2 separate regions of the Homo sapiens genome follow, and region 1 is linked to region 2. A link is a contact called in ENCODE Hi-C or POLR2A ChIA-PET data. All regions are on one chromosome and are shown on one strand. The core of a region is the stretch at or near the end of the contact, and the rest is flanking DNA. Distances in the headings are between cores, read along the strand shown. Region 1 overlaps EPS15-AS1 (EPS15 antisense RNA 1). Region 2 has its middle 16 kb from the start of RAB3B.

What was found. Hi-C counts contacts between places; a loop is a spot of excess contacts on that map. ChIA-PET counts read pairs that join two places held with the same protein, here RNA polymerase II (POLR2A). Pooled maps may share reads with other maps.
Region 1: a map of K562 shows a loop between it and region 2 (4-fold over the local background). The contact joins two enhancer-like sites. A Hi-C loop is called at or near these places in 1 of 168 maps with a recorded cell type or tissue (K562) and 9 of 50 pooled maps. POLR2A ChIA-PET finds 5 or more read pairs at or near these places in 1 of 52 experiments (activated T-cell).

What each region holds. Positions count from the first base shown.
Region 1 is chr1:51,566,874-51,572,313 of GRCh38, forward strand. All of the region lies in intron 2 of EPS15-AS1 (EPS15 antisense RNA 1), which reads left to right. It also overlaps a transcript of OSBPL9 not described here and the pseudogene CALR4P. Among named protein-coding and RNA genes, the nearest start is that of OSBPL9, 47 kb to the right of the region's middle. RefSeq lists enhancers at 2,385-2,434, 2,595-2,754. Within about 2 kb of position 3,063, at least 16 of the 41 ENCODE cell types and tissues checked have a DNase peak (open chromatin) inside an H3K27ac peak, as active enhancers do.
Region 2 is chr1:52,003,933-52,008,798 of GRCh38, forward strand. No RefSeq gene overlaps it. Among named protein-coding and RNA genes, the nearest start is that of RAB3B, 16 kb to the left of the region's middle. RefSeq lists enhancers at 827-1,671, 3,305-3,599. Within about 2 kb of position 1,744, at least 2 of the 41 ENCODE cell types and tissues checked have a DNase peak (open chromatin) inside an H3K27ac peak, as active enhancers do.

The DNA.
Region 1 (5,440 bases), core at 1,813-4,312, 440 kb before region 2:
GAGGCCTGCCCCAGAGGAGGATCTCAGAGAGCTCCTGCATGGTACAGCCTTTACACAGTCTTGCTAAAGAAGGCCTTGGGTGTGAAACACTCATTCTCCAATGACTCCTGTGGGCTTTTCTAGGCTCGGTTCCTGCCTCTCTCCATGCTCCCACTTGCAGTGCTACTCTTTCTCAAGTCGCTGTGACTTTCCTTCTGTGATTATCTTTTCTAAGAATTCAATTCTCCCTAAAATTGTCTTATCACTTCACAAGATCAAGTCATGTTCATCTTCTGAAGTGCAGCTCAGGAGAACTCTTACCTAAGAAGTATTTCCTTAGCCTCCAGGTTGGGTAGGGGTCCTCTTCTGTGCTCCCACAGATGCCCAGCATACTAGGTAGTCACTTTGCTTGACTCTTACCTTCATTGACTGTGAGTTCTGTGAAGTCAAAGGCCATGTCTGGCCCACTCTGTCCCCAGCCTAAGGCCCAAAACAGAGTTAGTATTTGAATCCCTGTTGAGTTGCTGATGAAATCCACCTACTATCCTCTAGCCAACCTAGGTGTCTCTAACTTGATGTTACTATGATAAACTGACTACCCATCCCCATTTCTAAGTCCAACACTCCCTCCCTCCCCCATCCTCTCCCATGTCTAGCAGTGGGGAACTGGGCTATGCCAAGCATTGTTCCACAGGAGGACCTCATATAACTTCTTAGGCTTTTGGATCAACTGCTCCTTGATGAAATCCTGCAATTTACAGCATTTCTCTAGATCTACTTTTTAACCTGTAAAATGGAGATGACAGTATTTAATTTATAAGATTTTGTAAGAATTAAATGAGATAACACATATAAAATGCATCTCCTTCCCCCTTGGCTGAGGACCAGCACACACTCACCCTGCACTTGATGGTCTTGTTCTCATGGTATTTCTCTCAGTAATGAGGGATGACCTGTACTTTGTTGTTGCCAAAGCCACAAATGTCAGGGCCTGGAAATTAAACCCCAAAGCATAATTTCACATAGCTTTAAGGCAGTTTGCCTGGTCTAAGGCCAAGACCCAAGACAAACACAGCATGTGTATTAATCAGAGTCCCAGCAGGATATAGATGGCACAATCAAATTTGGGATTATTTGAGAAGGATTTAATAAAAGGACTATTTACAAAGGTTGGGGCAGGACATTGTGAAAACATAAAGTATAGTGCTATGCTCAGGGCTAGCAACAATGGGGTTCTACCCCTAGGCCTAAAGGGGCTAGAAGGAGTGCTTGCCAGAGCCTGGAAGAAAGAATCCTGTGGAAAAGACAGGCAAGAGAGAAGCTGACTTTCAGTTGAGGAACACAACTCTCTTTTCCATCTCTGATCTCCCAGGGCTCCCATTGACCAAACCCAACCAGAAACCCCTTCTGTGTCAGGCATTTTATACCATGTCATTTAATTCTTACAAGTAGGTGTTACTATCCCCCACTTTTAGCTGGGAAAATTGTGGCTCAGAACAGTTAAGCAGGTTGCTCAAAGACAAACAGCTAGTAAGTAGCATTGTTGGTATTCAAACCCAAGGCTACCTAGAAACAGAGCCTGGGGCCCTTTATGCTTTGTAAAAACTCTAGAGGGAACTCTAGAGATCATCAGTGTCTCTGAGCCCAGAAAGCCTTATCTGCCAACAGTTGGGAATAGATTTAACATAATTTTCTTTTCTTTTCTTTTTTTTGAGACGGAGTCTCAGAGTCTCACTCTGTCACCCAGGCTGTCGCCCAGGCTGGAGTGTAGTGGTGCAACCTCAGCTCACTGCAACCTCTGCTTCCCAGGTTCAAGCAATTCTGCTGCCTCAGCCTCCTGAGTACCTGGAATTACAGGCTCCCGCCACCACACCTGGCTAATTTTTCTTTTTCTCGAGACGGAGTCTTGCTCTATCAGCCAGGCTAGAGTGCAGTGGTGCAATCTCGGCTCACTACAACCTCCATCTCCCAGGTTCAAGCAATTATCCTGCCTGGTATTACAGGTGCTAGCCACCATGCCTGGCTAATGTTTGTATTTTCAGTAGAGATGGGGTTTCACCATGTTGGCCAGGATGCTCTCGAACTCCTGACCTCAAGTGATCTACCCGCCTCAGCCCCCCGCCACCCAGAGTGCTGGAATTACAGGGGTGAGCCACTGCACCCAGCCTTAACTTAATTTTCAACCTTACCTCCCATGTTACCACTCTCACTATCCAAAACACACACGTGCTTAAGTAAGATCTGGACTGCCCCAAGGAGGCCTAGTTACATATTTAGGTTACAGATACAACACTCTGGACACATTTCAGATGCTAAAAAAAGGTCACTTCCTTGACCTCCTGTGCCTTTCTCTCACTGAGGCAGAGTACAATGCCTTATTGTAGTGTACCTGTGAGAGGGTCTACGTAGCTGATGACCTCCTTCTCCTCTTCTGAGAACTGGAAAATGTCTCCCTGTGCTATAGATTTCTTAATATGGTACCATGTGCCTCCCCACCTCTGTGGTTTACTTATATTAACATTCAGGTTTAGAGTTGCTTTTTTCAGGTCTTTGAAGAGTCCTGCCACATGGAGGCGGGGTGGAGTTATCATATTAGACATTTTCTGTTCCAAGTGAATCTGAGCGTTTTCAACAACTACAGTGGCTGTCATTAGGACCTAATGGAGCTGACAGTGACTGCTATCAGAGAGCTTACCAAACATGATGTGATACTTGGATCCTGAGTGCATATCCTCCTGGTTCAGGGTGGCAGGAAAGAGTTTTACATATCCGCCACCACAATACTTCCTTTGCTTGTGTTTTACTGAAAACTGAAACACCAAGGTCTCATTCTCATTGCTGAATGCTTCAACCTGGTTGAGAAGGCATAAAACTTGGCATGTTCACTGGTTTGGAGACCTAGAAGCAGAAAGCACAGAGTCTTCAGGCTTAAATACCCAAAAAGCAGCCAGAGAGATCCAGCACTTGACCTCACCAATCTCTGGTATTTTCTTCCATACCTGTGCTGAAAGCTTTGCACACATACTTTTATTCAAGCCTCAGAGCAACCCTGCAAAATGAGTATTATCTCCACTTTACAATCAGGAGGCTGAGTCATAAGGAGGTGAGTCACCTGCCTAGGGCCACATAGCTAGCAAGGAGCCAAGCTGGAATTTTAAGCCACGTTTGTCTGATTCTTTCTGCATACCATGCTACCTCTGATTTTCAAGAGATACTTGAAGACTGTTCTACAACTTTACAAAACAAAGGCCTGTTTTTCCGAGGCTCCCCTGGGTGACCAGAATGAGGTTCTACCATACAAAAATGCTGTGGTAGAAAGAGCCCCTGCACTTTCTGGACATCTTTCTACCATAGCCTCGTAGATCAAATAGTAATCACTGCTAACATTCACTGAACACTTACTCGTTACCAATGTGTTTCATTCACATATATTACTACTGTACTTAATCTTCATAATAACCCCATGAAGTGGGTTCTCCTAATTTCTCTGCTTTATCATGAAGCCATTGAGGCTATTTCACTTGTGCAGGATCACTCAACCAGTTCATTTAATTCTAGAGCCCCCATCTTCAACTATAAGACTTTACTTCCTCCTCCAGAGAGTATCAGGGTAATAATAGATCTCAGAGCCTTTCTAGTCTAACCACATTACTTTATAGATGAGCAGACCAAGCCCCAGGGAGGAAAGGTTACTTACTCAAGATGACAGAGTCACAAATGAAATCATGCCATACAAGCAAAGTCTCCTGGCCTCCAGGCTAGTGGTCTTTCTATTATTCCATGCTGCTGCCCAGCTTACTGGTTAGGGCTCTGTTAACTCTCTGAGTCTCAGTTTCATATCAGCAAAACGTGGAGAATTATTCCTATCTCATAGGATTCCTGGTGAAGGTCAAGTGAGTAAGAGATCTGAGAAGTACTTTGTAAACTGTCAACATAAAATGTAAGGGGCTATCATTATTCGTACTTGGTGAGGTTCCTTTTTTTTTTGGAGACGGAGTCTTGCTCTGTCGCCAGGCTGGAGTGCAGTGGCATAATCTCGGCTCACTGCAACCTCCGCCTCCCAGGTTCAAATGATTCTCCTGCCTCAGCCTCCCAAGTGGCTGGGATTATAGGTTCCCGCCACCACGCCCGGCTAATTTTGTATTTTTAGTAGAGATGGGGTTTCAGCATGTTGGCCAGGCTGGTCTCGAACTCCTGACAGGCGTGAGTCACCACACCCGGCTGGGTCCTTCCTTATGATCCCACAGCTCTCTGTACTTTCCTGGGTCACACTATGTTGAAACTAGGTTTATTTCAGTCTCTTTGAATAATTTTTAGCTTCTGAAGAACAGGTGCATCTTTATATTCCCTGAATCTGGAACAGGACCTGACATAGAAGAAAGACTCAATAAGTATGTGTTAAATTACACAGAAGAATCACAGGTCCTGATTCAGACATCTCAAGAGCACTTATTGTACACCAGGCTCTGTGGTAAACACTTTCATGTCTGACATTATGTTAGGAGTTGTCTACATTTTAAATAATATGCTTGGCCTGGCATGGTGGTTCATGCCTCTAATCCCAGTACTTTAGTATGTCAGGGCAGGAGGACTGCTTGAGGCCAGGAGTTTAAGACCAGCATGGGCAACATAATGAGACCTTGTCTTTGCAAAAAAAATTAAAAATTAGTTGGGGATGGTGGTACATGCCTGTAGTCCCAGCTACTCCAGAGGCTGAGGTGGGAGAAGCATTTGGGCCCAGGAGTTTGAGGCTGCAGTGAGCTACGATCACACCATTGCACTCCAGCCTGGGTGACAGAGCAAGACCCTGTCTTAATCAAAACAAAACAAAATTGAACAAAGTATGCTTACTTCCCCAAAGACCCCAAGAACAGCTAGAGTAACCAGGGAAGACTTCACGGAGGAGGGCGTGTGCACAAGGCAAAGAGCACCGAACCTGCAGGCAAGACCAAGTTTTGAGTCTCTATTCTGCCAAACCCTACTTCGTAGCTCAATTCCACCTGCCTTCTCTCTGAGCCTCTTTTGTAACCCAGGACTCTTCTAAAGAACTAGGAGGAATCCAATGAACCTGAGTGGGATACAATGTGAGGGACAACAACCAAGAAACCACACTGAGAGGAGATGAGTGGCTGAGCAGACTACCCTCACTGGCATCACCAAGGCACAGCTTCCCGTGGGTCACACCGTCTCCAATTTCTCTCTACTCTGGAAATGGTTTTCCCTTTAATACCGTTTAATACTCTGGGAACAGTTTTCCAGAGTGGATTTAAAATTTAAGATTCTCAAGCCAGTTCATAATTCTCTCCTTTAATCAATATGAAAATGAGATTCATAACAGTAGCCAGGAGGAAGAAGATAGGAAATCACTTCAGGGAAAGATCAATGAATTCTACTTAGCGGACAAAAGCTTTCTCAGACAAAAAACCCAATCCTGCAGAACTTGTGCTCAGAGCTCACCCTT
Region 2 (4,866 bases), core at 494-2,993:
CTTACACTGAAAGTGTCTAGGCAACAAATGCTGATGGTTTAGACCATGGTAGTAATGATGGGGGTGAAAAGGAGTGAATTCATTTGCTAGGGCTGCCATAACTAAGTAACACAGACAGGGTAGCTTAAACAACAAAAATTTGTTTTCTAAGTCTGGAGGCTAGAAGTCTGAGAACATGATTGGTTTCTTCTGAGGCCTCTCTCCTTGGCTTGTAGATGGCCTACTTCTCCCTGTGTCTTCCAGTGGTCTTCCCTCCGTGTTCAACTATGTCCCAACCTCCTCTTCTGATAAGGATGCTTGTGCTATTGCATTAGGGCCCACCTATATGACTTCATTTTAACGTCATTACCTCTTTAAAGACCTCATCTCCAAATGCAGTCACATTCTGAAGTACTTGGATTAGGACTTTAAAATATGAATGGGGTGGCTGGGCATGGTGGCTATGCCTGTAATCCTAGCGTTTTGGGAGGCTGAGGTGGGTGGATCATCTGAGATCAGAAGTTCAAGACCAGCCTGGCCAACATGGTGAAACCCCATTTCTAATAAAAATACAAAAATTAGCTGGGCGTGGTGGCATGCACCTGTACTCCCAGCTACTCAGGAGGCTGAGGCATGAGAATTGCTTGAACCCGGGAGGCGGAGGTTGCAGTGAGCCAAGATTGCGCCACTGCACTCCAGCCTGGCCAACAGAGCGAGACTCTGTCTCAAAAAAATAATAATAATAAAATACGAATGGGGAATGGACACCATGTATAACAAGGAGTGATTTTTTTTTTTTTTTGAGATAGATTTTTGCTCTGTCACCCAGGCCAGAGTGCAATGGCGTTATCTCGGCACACTGCAAGCTCCGCCTCCCAGGTTCACGCCATTCTACTGCCTCAGCCTCCCGAGTGGCTGGGACTACAGGCGCCCACCACCACGCCCGGCTAATTTTTTGTATTTTTAGTAGAGACGGGGTTTCACCGTGTTAGCCAGGATAGTCTCGATCTCCTGACCTCGTGATCTGCCCTCCTCGGCCTCCCAAAGTGCTGGGATTACAGGCGTGAGCCACCGCGCCCGGCCTCACTTTTCAATATGTATACACTACACTTTAAATACGACAGAAATTTGATACCCAGATTATCCACTTAAAACTAATACATGCACAAGTCCTTGTTAATAGCTGGAAATTTTACATCATTTCGTTTCCCTTTGAACTTGTATTTCTTTCACTCCACCTGAGCCAGAAATTAAAAAATAATAAGTGCTGCATTTATTCACTCCAAGAAAAGTAAAAGCTAAGGCCCAGAATGTGGCAAGGCAAGGGTTAAAAAAGAAAAGAAGAAGGCAGGGCATGGTAGCTCACGCCTGTAATCCCAGCACTTTGGAAGGCCGAGGTGGGTGGATCATGAGGTCAGGAGATCGAGACCATTCTGGCCAACATGGTGAAACCCTGTCTCTACTAAAAATACAAAAACTTAGCTGAGTGTGGTGGTGTGTGCCTGTAATCCCAGCTACTCGGGAGGCTGAGGTGGGAGAATCCCTTGAACCAAGGAGTCAGAGGTTGCAGTGAGCCGAGATCATGCCATTGCACTCCAGTCTGGTGACAGAGCAAGATTCTGTCTCAAAAAAAAGAAAAAGAAAAGAAGAACAAGTTTTCCTCTGCTTAGCAGCTCACTTCAAGGACAGTTATAAGATAACACTCAGAAAAACCAAGGCCAAAGGAATGGGCTCCAGACACCACCCCCTCCCTCCAGAGCAAGGTTGACGGAAAAAAAAAGAGAGGAAGACAAATTCCTTTACTGTTACTCCTTTCCCTGGCTTCTTAAGCATGACTATGTTTTACAAATGTCTGTATTTAGCCAGTTCTTGTTTTTCTTTCGACGCAGCTACAAGGCCACCAGCTATGCAAGGCCACAAGTTATGCACTGTATGATTAACTGCCTTTGTTTTGCTTTTGTAAGCCTGCTTATAAAAACCCTGCTCTGTCTTTGTTCAAGGCTCAGGTTTTTGGATGTGAATCCACTGAGCTGGTGTGTACCTTAAAATAAATATCCTCCTGGTTTCCCATATCAGTCTCTCTGTTCCTCAGTTTACCGCAACACACCCACAGAATCTTAACCTAATTGTGGAGTCCGAATTAGGGAAAAGGCGTTAGGCTGGCGGAGCAGGGAAAAGCAAAAAGACAAGGCAGATAAGCCCTAAGTCTGCCTTTCTTCATGGTCCAGGACACATAGCCCTCCTGTGCAGATAACTCACATAATCCACAATCTTCCTGTGCCCACTTTGTAACCACCCAATGGGTTGACCTTGCCCGCTGCCTAGACAGAGCTTGTGGGGAAAAGCAAGAGAGATCAGATTGTTACTGTGTGTGTGTAGAAAGAAGTAGACATAGGAGACTCCATTTTGTTCTGTACTAAGAAAAATTCTTCTGCCTTGAGATTCTGTTAATCTATAACCTTACCCCCAACCCCGTGCTCTCTGAAACATGTGCTGTGTCAACTCAGAGTTGAATGGATTAAGGGCGGTGCAAGATGTGCTTTGTTAAACAGATGCTTAAGGCAGCATGCTCCTTAAGAGTCATCACCACTCCCTAATCTCAAGTACCCAGGGACACAAAAACTGCGGAAGCCCGCAGGGACCTCTGCCTAGGAAAGCCAGGTATTGTCCAAGGTTTCTCCCCATGTGATAGTCTGAAATATGGCCTCGTGGGAAGGGAAAGACCTGACCGTCCCCCAGCCCGACACCCGTAAAGGGTCTGTGCTGAGGAGGATTAGTAAAAGAGGAAGGAATGCCTCTTGCAGTTCAGACAAGAGGAAGGCATCTGTCTCCTGCCGGTCCCTGGGCAATGGAATGTCTCGGTATAAAACCCGATTGTATGCTCCATCTACTGAGATAGGGAAAAGCCGCCTTAGGGCTGGAGGTGGGACCTGCGGGCAGCAATACTGCTTTGTAAAGCATTGAGATGTTTATGTGTATGCATATCTAAAAGCACAGCACTTAATCCTTTACATTGTGTATGATGCAAAGACCTTTGTTCACGTGTTTGTCTGCTGACCCTCTCCCCACAATTGTCTTGTGACCCTGACACATCCCCCTCTTCGAGAAACACCCACGAATGATCAATAAATACTAAGGGAACTCAGAGGCTGGCGGGATCCTCCATATGCTGAACGCTGGTTCCCCGGGTCCCCTTATTTCTTTCTCTATACTTTGTCTCTGTGTCTTTTTCTTTCCTAAGTCTCTCGTTCCACCTTACGAGAAACACCCACAGGTGTGGAGGGGCAACCCACCCCTACAAGAGCTGATTTATCAAGAAAGGGGAATTGCAATAGAGAAAGAGTAATTCATGTACAGCCATCTGTACAGGAGACTGGAGTTTTATTATTACTCAAATCAGTCTCCCCAAGCATTCTGGGATCAGAATTTTTAAGGATAATTTGGAGGGTGGGGGAGGCCAGTGAGTTGGGACTGCTGATTGGCTTGGTTGGAGATGAAATCATAGGTGGTCAAAGCTGTCTTCTTTTGCTGAGTCAGTTCCTGGGTGGGGACCTCAAGACCAGATTAGCCATTTTATCGATCTGGGTGGTGCCAGCTGATCCATCAAGTGCAGGGTCTGCAAAATATCTCAAGCACTGATGTGAGGTTTTATAATAATGATGTTATCCCCAGGGGCAATTTGGGGAGGGTCAGAATCTTATAGCCTCCAGCTGCATGACTCCACCTAAACCATAATTTCTAATCCTTTGACTACTTTGTTAGTCCTACAAAGGCAGTCTAGTCCCCAAGGAAGAGGGGGTTTGTTTTGGAAAAGGGCTGTAATCGTCTTTGTTTCAAAGTTAAACTATAAACTAAGTTCCTCCAAAGTTAGTTCGGGCATACACCCAGGAATGAACAAGGACAGCTTGGAAGTTAGATGCAAGAGGGAGTTGGCTAGGTCAGATTCCTTTCACTGTCTCAGTTACAATTCTGCAATGGCAGTTTCAAAAATGTTAAAAACTTGGCCAGGCACGTGGCTCATACATATAATCCCAGTACTTTGGGAAGCCAAGGCGGGTGGATCACCTGAGGTCAGGATTGAGCCAAGATCATGCCATTGCACTCCAGCCTGGGTAACAAGACAGAAACTCTGTCTCAAAAAAAAAAAAAAAATTAAAAACATAACTCTCAAACAGATTCTGAACACATACCAACATTTTAATTAATTCATTAACAAAGACCAGCAAGAAGACAAACCAATTCAAAGGATACAAAAACTTGCATACATACATATTGTCAGTGACAAAAAGGAATACTAAAGTAAGATTGCTAAATCAGATATAAAACTGGTTAATGACTTACAGTCAATAAAGTCATAACATTTGAGATTATCTTCCCCTTAGGAAAGAAATCATTCACATATAATTAGTGTCCTATAAATTAAAATTCAACTCTATAAAGTTGTAAAATGTCTGGATCGTAATTAACAATAAAAAAAAAAAACTCTTGGTGTCAGGTAACTTTAGACAGGCTTGTTACAAAAATGCTCTACAATTACATTAAAAGTTTTGAACTCCTATGCAAGGTGGTTCACACCTATAATCCCAGCACTTTGGGAGGCCGAAGCTGGTGGGTTGCTTGAGCTCAGGAGTTCAAGACCGTCCTGGGCAACATGATGAAATACTAAAGAAATATATGACAGGCAGGACGTGGTGGCTCACACCTGTAAACTCAGCACTTTGGGAGGCCGAGGCGAGTGGATCATGAGGTCAGGAGTTCAAGACCAGCCTGGCCAACATGGTGAAACCCCATCTCCACAAAAAAAAATACAAAAATTAGCTGGGCTAGTGGCATGCACCTGTAGTCCCAGCTACTTGGGAGGCTGAGGTGGGAGGATAGCATAAGCCT